2 separate regions of the Homo sapiens genome follow, and region 1 is linked to region 2. A link is a contact called in ENCODE Hi-C or POLR2A ChIA-PET data. All regions are on one chromosome and are shown on one strand. The core of a region is the stretch at or near the end of the contact, and the rest is flanking DNA. Distances in the headings are between cores, read along the strand shown. Region 1 holds the start of PRRT2 (proline rich transmembrane protein 2). Region 2 holds the start of SGF29 (SAGA complex associated factor 29).

The links. A loop is a pair of places that touch in the nucleus more often than their neighbours do. ChIA-PET counts read pairs that join two places held with the same protein, here RNA polymerase II (POLR2A). Pooled maps may share reads with other maps.
Region 1: a loop to region 2 is called in a pooled map, with 9 times the contacts of the local background. The contact joins the promoter of PRRT2 here to the promoter of SGF29 in region 2. A Hi-C loop is called at or near these places in 6 of 50 pooled maps. POLR2A ChIA-PET finds 5 or more read pairs at or near these places in 2 of 52 experiments (A673 and Caco-2).

The regions. Positions count from the first base shown.
Region 1 is chr16:29,808,801-29,813,466 of GRCh38, forward strand. It overlaps PRRT2 (proline rich transmembrane protein 2), which reads left to right and starts at 3,393. Exons shown (of 4, transcript NM_145239.3): 1 at 3,393-3,523; 2 at 4,190-4,666. The coding sequence starts at 4,255. MAZ (MYC associated zinc finger protein) reads left to right here. Exons shown (of 5, transcript NM_002383.4): 5 at 1,277-2,364. The coding sequence ends at 1,431. It overlaps MVP-DT (MVP divergent transcript), which reads right to left. Exons shown (of 4, transcript NR_186424.1): 3 at 1,235-1,373; 4 at 1-333. RefSeq lists silencers at 2,766-2,845, 3,246-3,395.
Region 2 is chr16:28,550,472-28,555,530 of GRCh38, forward strand. SGF29 (SAGA complex associated factor 29) reads left to right here and starts at 3,449. Exons shown (of 10, transcript NM_138414.3): 1 at 3,449-3,626. RefSeq lists an enhancer at 3,418-3,737 and a silencer at 3,758-3,877.

The sequences.
Region 1 (4,666 bases), core at 2,143-4,642, 1.3 Mb after region 2:
CTTGCCACGGATACGGGTTAAGGGTGCTGTAGCCAAGAGCTCGTGGCGTCTAGATTCCTACAAGAGGTCAAGGGAGCAGCGGGGGGACACCTGAATGAACATCATTAGACTCTAAGAAGTCCTGGTTGGAAGAGATGATCTGCCAGAGAGGTTGAACCTCCTGGTAATGTGTGGGGAAAGCGGGAGTGGAACTTGGCTGCTCTGGGGAAGGAGTAGTCAAGAAAGCCAGTTCCAGGGGTCACAAGGCAAGGTTTCCGCTGCGCAGCCACAAGGTCTTGTCTCCAGCTCCTGGGGCAGGTGGAGTACACGGGCCGGGCTTTACCAGCACGCACCCTGCACGGGTAGCAGAGAAAGCTGCCTTCAGTCAGACTCACCGGTTAACTGGGTTGAGACCGCGGGGCACTGGAGGGAAGGGGACACAGCCGTCTCTGCTGAGGGTCAACCCTGCAAGTGGCTAGGAGTCAGTGTCTCGTCATCCTGGGAGAGGTCTCCCGGCCATGGAGAATGAGTTCTGTAGGTACCAAGGCTGAGAAGCGGGCACCACACAAGCCAGGCCCCAGGCTCAGGGAGGGGCTGTGTCTACCAGCCCCAACAGAGCAGTTGGCCCCAGGCTACCAAGGATACCGTGGGAGGAGGACAGGGCCATCTGAGGAGGGCATCCCCCGCCTAGGAGATCAGCCCCGTCTCTGGGGTCTCCGCCTGGCTGACCCCCGCCCCATCCCAATCCACCCCCCAATAGGCTTCACCACGGCAGCATACCTGCGCATCCACGCGGTGAAGGACCACGGGCTCCAGGCCCCGCGGGCTGACCGCATCCTGTGCAAGCTGTGCAGCGTGCACTGCAAGACCCCTGCCCAGCTGGCCGGCCACATGCAGACCCATCTGGGGGGGGCCGCCCCCCCTGTCCCGGGAGACGCCCCCCAGCCACAGCCCACCTGCTGAGGGGGACCCCCGCACCCACCAGGCAAGGCGTGGGGCATGGCTGGGGGGCGGGATGGGGGGTGTGGGGGACAACGGGGCTCAAAGGGCCCAATAGGGGATCTCAGGAAGGCGAGGGATGCCCATGTACCACTCAGGCTAGGGAGACTTCTGGGCACAGGGAGGATCCTTGAGAACTGCTCTGTCTGGGTGAGGATGCAGGCTGAGGCCTCTGGGGTCCAGATAGGAAGTGAGCAACGGCTGTGTCCCAGGGGAAGCAGGCTGGGAAGGTGTGGGGTGAGGGCAAGGCTCTTGCCATTCAGATCGCGCTGTGATCCGTGGTGTTTCTCCTGTGCAGGTACTGGTGAGGTTTGTCCAATGGCGGCGGCAGCGGCAGCGGCGGCAGCGGCAGCAGCGGCAGCAGTAGCAGCCCCTCCCACAGCTGTGGGCTCCCTCTCGGGGGCGGAGGGGGTGCCTGTGAGCTCTCAGCCACTTCCCTCCCAACCCTGGTGAGCTCCAAGTTGGTTGCGGGGGAGAGGGGAGAATGGAGTAGAGTCCCTTGGTACAAGCTCCTCTCCCCCCTCTTTTCCCACCAACTCCTATTTCCCTACCAACCAAGGAGCCTCCAGAAGGAAAGGAGGAAGAAATGTTTTCTTAGGGGAATTCGCTAGGTTTTAACGATTTGTTTCTCCTGCTCCTCTTCTGTCAGACCTGACCCCACACAAACCTGTCCCCTCGGTTGTGTTGAAGTCCCCTGGACAGTGGGCAGGGGTGGCAGAGGACACGAGCAGCCACTGCCCGTACCCCCTCTCCTCTCTGTAAGCCCATGCCCTGTCTTCCCAGGGACTTGTGAGCCTCTTCCCTCGACGGTCCTCTTCTCTCCTTCCAGTCCTCTCCCCCTGCTGTCTGCAGCCCCTCCCCGGGGAGTTGGTGCTTTCTTTTCCTTTTTTTTTTTTTTCCAGGGGGAGGGAGGAGAGGAAGGAGGGGGATCAGAGCTGTCCCAAAGAGGGAAAGCGGTGAGGTTTGAGGAGGGGCAGAAGCAGGGCCGGCAAAGGTTGTACCTTCATAAGGTGGTATGGGGGGTTGGGGTCAGGCCCTGAACATCGTCCTACTTGAGAATCTGTCAGGGGAAAAAGTCAAGGGGAGCAGGAGGAAGAGCCAGGAGGGCCAGAGGCAGAGAAGAGATGGAGTCTTAGGGGCCAGGGTGAGCGAGGGGTCCAGGGCCTAGAGGTGCTTCCTGGGGGCGGGGGAATGCAGCCAGTGTCCCCCTCCCCTCTTCCACCCCAGCTCCAGCCCTGGTCTTGTCTTTTCATCCCTCTTCCCCACGACAGAAGAAGTTGTGGCCCTGGCCATGTCATCGTGTTCCTGTGTCCCCTGCATGTACCCCACCCTCCACCCCTTCCTTTTGCGCGGACCCCATTACAATAAATTTTAAATAAAATCCTGTTTCTGGCTCTGGATTGAATGAATTGCCCTCACTAAGAACTGCCGCCAACCCCAAGGGTTTCTTCTCGGCCTGGTGTCCGTCAATCCAGCCTTGCTCTGCCCTGTGAGGCTGTGAGGTTCTGGCTCCGCCCTCCCCAGGGGCAGCCTTACTGGCGGCAGCACAGATACAGGGCGGGGCCAAGGCTGTGGCTGTGGAGAGCAAGTTCCAGGTCTCTGGGGAATTCCCAACTCGGACAGGCCCAGAATAGCCCCTGGAGGTTTGAAGAGGCCCCGTCAGAAACCCAAACAGAGCTGCCAGACGGGAATGCCGCCCTCCCCCGTCCACACTCATGGCCGCTGCTCAGCCCCCAGCCGCATCCCTCCCCACGCGCGTCACGGCCCTGAGGCCATGGTGGGTGGATGCGGCTGCGGAAAGGCTGGGGAGTCCGAGCCCTAGGACTGGGAGCAGCGAGGTAGAGAATGAAAGCTGCACCTGTCCCTCATCCTGGGCATGGGCCACTCTGTGTTTACACGGGCTCCTCTGCCCAGCTCCTCCTGCCCCTTGGAATTCCCTTTCCTGTCCCCGCTCCGTCCTTTCCAGGGCCCCTTTTTTGAGCCTTCCAGCGCCAGTTTCTGCCGCTCCTTTCTGCAGGCTCCATTCTCTCCAAACCCCACCCTGCTCCTCCTCTGCAGCCTCCCCGCGTCTTGCCCCATCTTCCTTGCCCTCCTGCTCGTAGAGACGCCTCCACCCGGTCCTGCCTGTCTCACTGGTCCCGTCTCCTCGCAGAACCCTCTCCGTTTCCCCCAAATCCCCGTCTCTTCCAGGAATCCCGGTGACCGTTGGCGGGAGGGGCCGGGGACTTAAGAAGGAGGCGTCTCTCCTGGAGGCGCGCGTGAGAAGGGGCAGGGAGGGGGCGCGAGTGGTCCCCGGGCCGGTTGCCTGGGTAACGCGTGGCTCCCTTGGGCTGGCGGGAGGGGCCGGAGGCTCGCGAGGGGCGGGGGCGGCGACGGCGGCGGAGCGTAGGGGAGGGGACCGGAGAGGAGGGGATGAGCACACGGGAGAGGAGAAGAGGGAGACCCGCCGCCTCCCTCCCTCCCTAGCTGACTTGCTCCCTCCCGGGCTGCGGCTGCTGCAAAAGCCAGCAGCGGCAGCGGGAGCTGTCCGGAGGCCGGCGTCGAGGTGAGACCCGGGCAGACTGAGGCTGCGGGTAGGAGTGGACCGACCGACGGCTGACGCCGGGCGGACTGCACGGGAATGCGGGTGTCTGGAGGGCTGGTGGTGGTGCTGGGCGGGCTGAACCATCGGGAGGAGGCGCCAGCCCACCGAAGGCGAGGGAAGCCCCGGGAGAGGGGCTGACAGGGGATCGAAGGAGATAACCAGGTCCCCCAGAAAGGGGCGGGAGCGTCCTCGCCCTAAACGCGCAGCAAGAAAACCCGCACCGCCTGGGAGCCCAGGGAGGAGGGGAGGATGCAGAGGGAGTGGAATGCGAATGTCGGGTCCTCTGCCCAGTCGGCCTGTCGGAGTGCTATTTGCACAGCTCGTTGATTTTGGGGTGCTGGGATCTGAGAGTCTGGATCTTGTTGGATGGACCCAGGGAGAGACCCTGGAGAAGGTCCTGTTTACAAAAGGGTTAATCTTCCCCAGGGCTCTCCAAGCAGAAGACTTTGAGTAGAGCACTCCTCCCGCAGGGATGTCCCACCCTAAGGCAAAGGAAACCCCAACTTTTCTTCCTCTCCCTAGAGGCAGTGCAAGGCTGGCCCTGAGACAGGAATGTGGCCCAATTGGGCCTGCAGTGCTGAGCGCCCTCTTCCCTCCTCACCCCAAGCCTATCTCCTCCTCTTCCAGGGTTTGCCGCTGTCTCTGCTATTCCATCCTCCCCATAGGGGCTCTCTCCCCTCTCCCATCTCAAGATGGCAGCCAGCAGCTCTGAGATCTCTGAGATGAAGGGGGTTGAGGAGAGTCCCAAGGTTCCAGGCGAAGGGCCTGGCCATTCTGAAGCTGAAACTGGCCCTCCCCAGGTCCTAGCAGGGGTACCAGACCAGCCAGAGGCCCCGCAGCCAGGTCCAAACACCACTGCGGCCCCTGTGGACTCAGGGCCCAAGGCTGGGCTGGCTCCAGAAACCACAGAGACCCCGGCTGGGGCCTCAGAAACAGCCCAGGCCACAGACCTCAGCTTAAGCCCAGGAGGGGAATCAAAGGCCAACTGCAGCCCCGAAGACCCATGCCAAGAAACAGTGTCCAAACCAGAAGTGAGCAAAGAGGCCACTGCAGACCAGGGGTCCAGGCTGGAGTCTGCAGCCCCACCTGAACCAGCCCCAGAGC
Region 2 (5,059 bases), core at 2,199-4,698:
TGAGCCACCCCGCCTGGACTGATTTTTAAATTTTTTTTTTTTTTTTTGAGACAGAGTCTCGCTCTGTCACCCAGGCTGGAGTGCAGTGGCACGATCTCGGCTCACTGCAAGCTCCACCTCCTGGGTTCATGCCATTCTCCTGTCTCAGCCTCCCAAGTAGCTGGGACTACAGGCGCCCGCCACCACGCCTGGCTAACTTTTTGTATTTTTAGTACAGACAGGGTTTCACCGTGTTAGCCAGGATGGTCTTGATCTCCTGACCTTGTGATCCACCCACCTCGGCCTCCCAAAGTGCTGGGATTACAGGTGTGAGCCACCGCGCCCGGCTAATTTTTAAATTTTTTGTAGAGATGAGATCTCACTCTGTTACCCAGGCTGGTCTTGAATTCCTGGGCTCAAGCGGTCCTCCTGCCTCAATTTCAGTAGTAGCTGGGACTACAGGTGCATGCCACCACGCCTGGCTAATTAAAAAGATTTTTTTTGTAGAGACAGGATCTTGCTATGTTTTCCAGGCTAGAGTGCAGTGGCACAATCATAGCTCACTGTTGCCTTGAACTCTTGGCCTCAAGTGATCCTCTAGCCTCAGCCTCCCAAAGCAGTGGGATTGTAGGCATGTGCCACTCTGGCCCGAATAGATGAGGGGAGATCATTTAAGATGGCATTGCTCAGTCTCACTAGTGGGCATACATCTCAGAGAAATCTTCATATAGACCGCAGGGGAATAAGCATGAGGTTGTTCACTGTGGCATTGTTTGTGGTAGCCAGTAGTAGTTGGAGGCAACTTACAGGTCCATCATAACTGAAATGTTGCTGCCCACTTCGAAATATTGCATGGTTGCTGTAAGTCATAGGTAAAGTGTGCCCACAATGACAGGTGTTGAAAGCAGAGGGCTGAGGCCTGGCGCGCTGGCTCACGCCTGTAATCCCAGGAAATTTGGGAGGCTGAGGTTAGTGGATCACCTGAGGTCAGGAGTTTGAGACCAGCCTGGCCAACATGGTGAAACCCCATCTCTACTAAAAATATAAAAAATTAGCTGGGCGTCGTGGCGCGCGTCTGCACTCCAGCCTGAGTGACAGAGTGAGACTCTGTCTCAAAAAAATTTTTAAAATAACAAATAAATAGAGAGGCCGTGCAGAGCCCAATGACGAAGTGTGTCATTAAGTAGAAATAAGTAACTCAACCTTAGCACCAGCGATTAAAAAACAGAGAACCTTTGCAGTTGTTTAGGGAAGATGTCCCTACTTTGGCCTAGGGTGGATGTGGTGGAGGTGAAAAGTAGGTGGATTGTGTTATATGAATGAATATGTGTAAAGGATTTTGAACAGTGCCCGGTGCATAGCAAGTGCCTAACAAATGTGTTTTTATATTGCAGACACGTGGTGGATTGAATGAGGGAGGGGAGGGAAAGGGTGATGTCAGGGATAACCCCCAGGTGCTGGCTCAGGACATTGTACTAAGTAGGAGGTGGGACATGAAAACTGAGTATAGATGATTCTTTTGAGAAATGTGGATGTGGAGAAGACAGAGCAATTCCTTACATGTGGACAACACTCTAAAACACTTTTTAAAAAGTTAATAAATACATGTTTATTGTAGAAAAATCAGAAATTAACGATAAAATTTTAAAACAGGGCAGAGACCAAAATAATTTAAAAAACAACTGTAAGCTCTACATCTCTCCTGATCAGTGACTAGGGTTGATTTTTTAAATTTATTTTATTTATTTATTTTTTGAGACAGAGTCTTGCTCTGTTGCCCAGACTGGAGTGCAGTGGCGCAATCTTGGCTCACTGCAACCTCCGCCTCCTGGGTTCAAGTGGTTCTTTCCTGCTTCAGCCTCCAGAGTAGCTGGGACTACAGGTGCGTGCCACCATGCCCAGCTAATTTTTGTATTTTTAGTAGAGACATGGTTTCATCATATTGGCTAGGCTGGTCTCAAACTCCTGACCTCGTGATCTGCCCACCTCGGCCTCCCAAAGTGCTGGGATTACAGGCGTGAGTCACCACGCCTGGCCTAGCTAGGGCTGATATTTAACAATCAGGAAAAAGAGCCCCTGAGACCTTTACAAATGCAAAATTTGCAAAATCCCTCAAAGCATAACCTTCATAAAAGGCAGTAAGTAGAACTGCAGCTGGGTGGATGGGCATGTCATTCACTGACCTGACGCCCACAGAAAGAACTGCAAGTGTGATGGAAGAAAATGATGCATTAATTTTGGGGTTAACATAGTTTCAGTGCTAACGCCTGAGATTCTCTAATAAACAGAAAAATACTGACGGGGCTGAGGTTGGTGGCTCATGCCTGTAATCCCAGCACTTTGGGAGGCTGAGGCAGGAGGATCGCTTGAGCCCAGGAACTCAAGACCAGCCTATGCAACATAGCAAGACCCCCATCTCTACCAAAAAAAATTTAAAAATCAGCAGAATGTGCTGGTGTGTGCTTGTAGTCCTAGCTACTCAGGAGCCCTGATGGCACCACTGCACTCCAACCTGGACAACAGAGCGAGACCCTGTCTCAAAGAGAAAAAAAAAGAAACATGTGATGGCCAGGCACTGTGCTAGGTACTAGGAATACACAGGTGAACACAAGATGATCCCAATCTCATAGGACTTGCAAGTTTATCAAATAATCAACAAATAATTACAGACATTTGTAGGTTATGTAAGAAACTTTAAGATACCAGGATGGCTTTCGATAAAATACCATTGAGGCTACATGTCCATTGCACGTCCATATCCTTAGTACTTTCCTGAGAAGATTCCCTAGAAGTGCGATTTCTGGGTCTAAAGATCTGCTTGTTTTTTGTTTGTTTGTTTTTTTGAGATGGAGTTTCCCTCTTGTCACCCAGGCTGGAGTGCAATGGTACAATCTCCAGTCACTACAACCTCCGCCTCCTGAATTCAAGCGATTCTCCAGCCTCAGCCTCCCCAGTACCTGGGATTACAGGCACCCGCCACCACGCCCGGCTGATTTTTGTATTTTTTAGTAGAGACGGGGTTTCACCATGTTGGCCGGGTTGGTTTCAAACTCCTGAACTCAGGTGATCCGCCCGCCTTAGCGTCCCAGTGTTGGGATTACAGGCGTGAGCCACCGCGCCCGGCCTGTTTTTAATTAATTTTTTAACAACAGACTTTTATTTTTTAGGGCATTTTTAGGTTCACAACAAAATTGAGCAGAAAGTACAGTTTTCATATTACCCCTGCGCCCACCCACCTCCAGCAAGCAGCAATCTGTTCGCTTTCAAGTTTTATTTATTTATTTATTTATTGCATTTTGTTTTAAATAGAGTCTGGGGAAATGGGAGAAAACGCTGAAAACGCACAAGCACTTTGGTTGGTTAAATTAGGGTTCCGCCAAGAGCCGGAGCGGTGTGCCAAGTGAAAACTACATTTCCCACGGGGCAGCGGGTCACGTCACAGAGGAACGACTACGCATGCGTGCAAGGTCCTCCGCGCGCGACTACGCTCATAAAAGGAAAAAAAAGCGTGTGCGGTTCTCGACGTGCCGCCAATCTTCGAACGCAGGTCTGTGATCATCCGCAGACTCCGAAAAAGGGTTCGAGGAACGCGCCTGCTCCCCTCGTCGCAGTTTCCAGCCCGACGAGCTTGTTTTGTCCCGGACTCGGTAGGTGGCGACGGGCCGTGGCCTGAGACCTCCGGCGAAACGCGGGAGCGAAGGGCTGAGTCCTCCCTCCGCGCCGCGGCTCCCGACCTCCCTGAGGCGGCGCTCTAGGGGCGGTGCGCACGCGCTCTGGGCGGGAGGGGGGCGGGGCTCGTGGGGGTGGGGGCGGGAGAGGAGGGCGGGGCCGGGGCTCGGGGAGGGCGGGCCCTGCGCCCGGCCGCTCGAGGTCTGCGCTTGCGTGCTTCCATCCCCGGCGAGGGTGGGAAACAGCGACACGCTGGGCTCGGCACGGACGCAGCTTCCAGGTGGGGTACTCGGACCCGGGTCACGAAGATGCGGACAGAGGATGGGCCCCGAACTCCAGCACTTATTTTATGATTTGCACAAAAATTTTGTATATATATATAGTTCTTAACAAGATACACTAACAGCTCGTCGTTTGCCCAGGAGGCTCAACCTCCCGCCTCGGCCTCCCAAAGTGTGGGGAGTATAGGCGTGAGCCCCCGCGCCCGGCCAAAAAATGCCCGTCTTAAGAACAACAAAACAGCCTCCTTCACCCTCGCTATCCTCCAGTTACCTCCTCCTCGGCTCCGGTTTGCAGCCAAAGGCCTTAGTCTACCCTCACTAATGCCTTTTCTCCTCCAAGTCTTGAACCCTTGAGCCTCTAGTCAGGCTTTGGTCTCCACCACTCCACTAAAAAGGCTTCTTGTCAAAGCCACCAGTGATCTCTAGGTGGCCAAATGCATTGTTAAGTTAGGTCTCAGTCCTGTTCAGCATTTGATGCTGTGGATCACTGCCCCTCCTTGAAACACTGTTTTCATTTGGCTTGCTGAACGTTCTCTTCCTTTGCCTCTGCTCTCTCTGGCTTCTCCTCTGCTGATTCTAACCTAGGCATCATCTCACATTTTTGTTTTTATTAGAGACACGTTCTCTGTTGCTCAGACTGGAGAACAGTGGTGTTATTACAGCTCACTGCAGCCTCAAACTCTTGGGCTTAAGCAGTCCTCCTAACCAAAGCCTCCCCAAATGCTGGAATTACAGGCATGAGCCACCGCAATCCCAGTTTCACATTTTAAATGTAAATACTGGCCAGGCGCGGTGGCTCATGCGTGTAATCCTAGCACTTTGGGAGGCCGAGGTGGGCAGACTGCCTGAGCTCAGGGGTTTGAGACCAGCCCGAGCAACGTGGTGAAATCCAGTCTCTTCTAAAAAAAAAAAAAAAAATTAAAAAATTAGCCGGGCGTGGTGGTGCACGCCTGTAATCCCAGCTACTTGGGAGGCTGAGGCACAATAATCACTTAAACCCAGGAGGTGGATGCTGCAGTGAGCCAAGATCGTGCCACTGCACTCTAGCCTGGGTGACAGAGCAAGACCCTGTCTCAAAAAAGAGTTCTAGAGGTGGAAGAAAATCCACATATAAGTGGACCTGCACAATT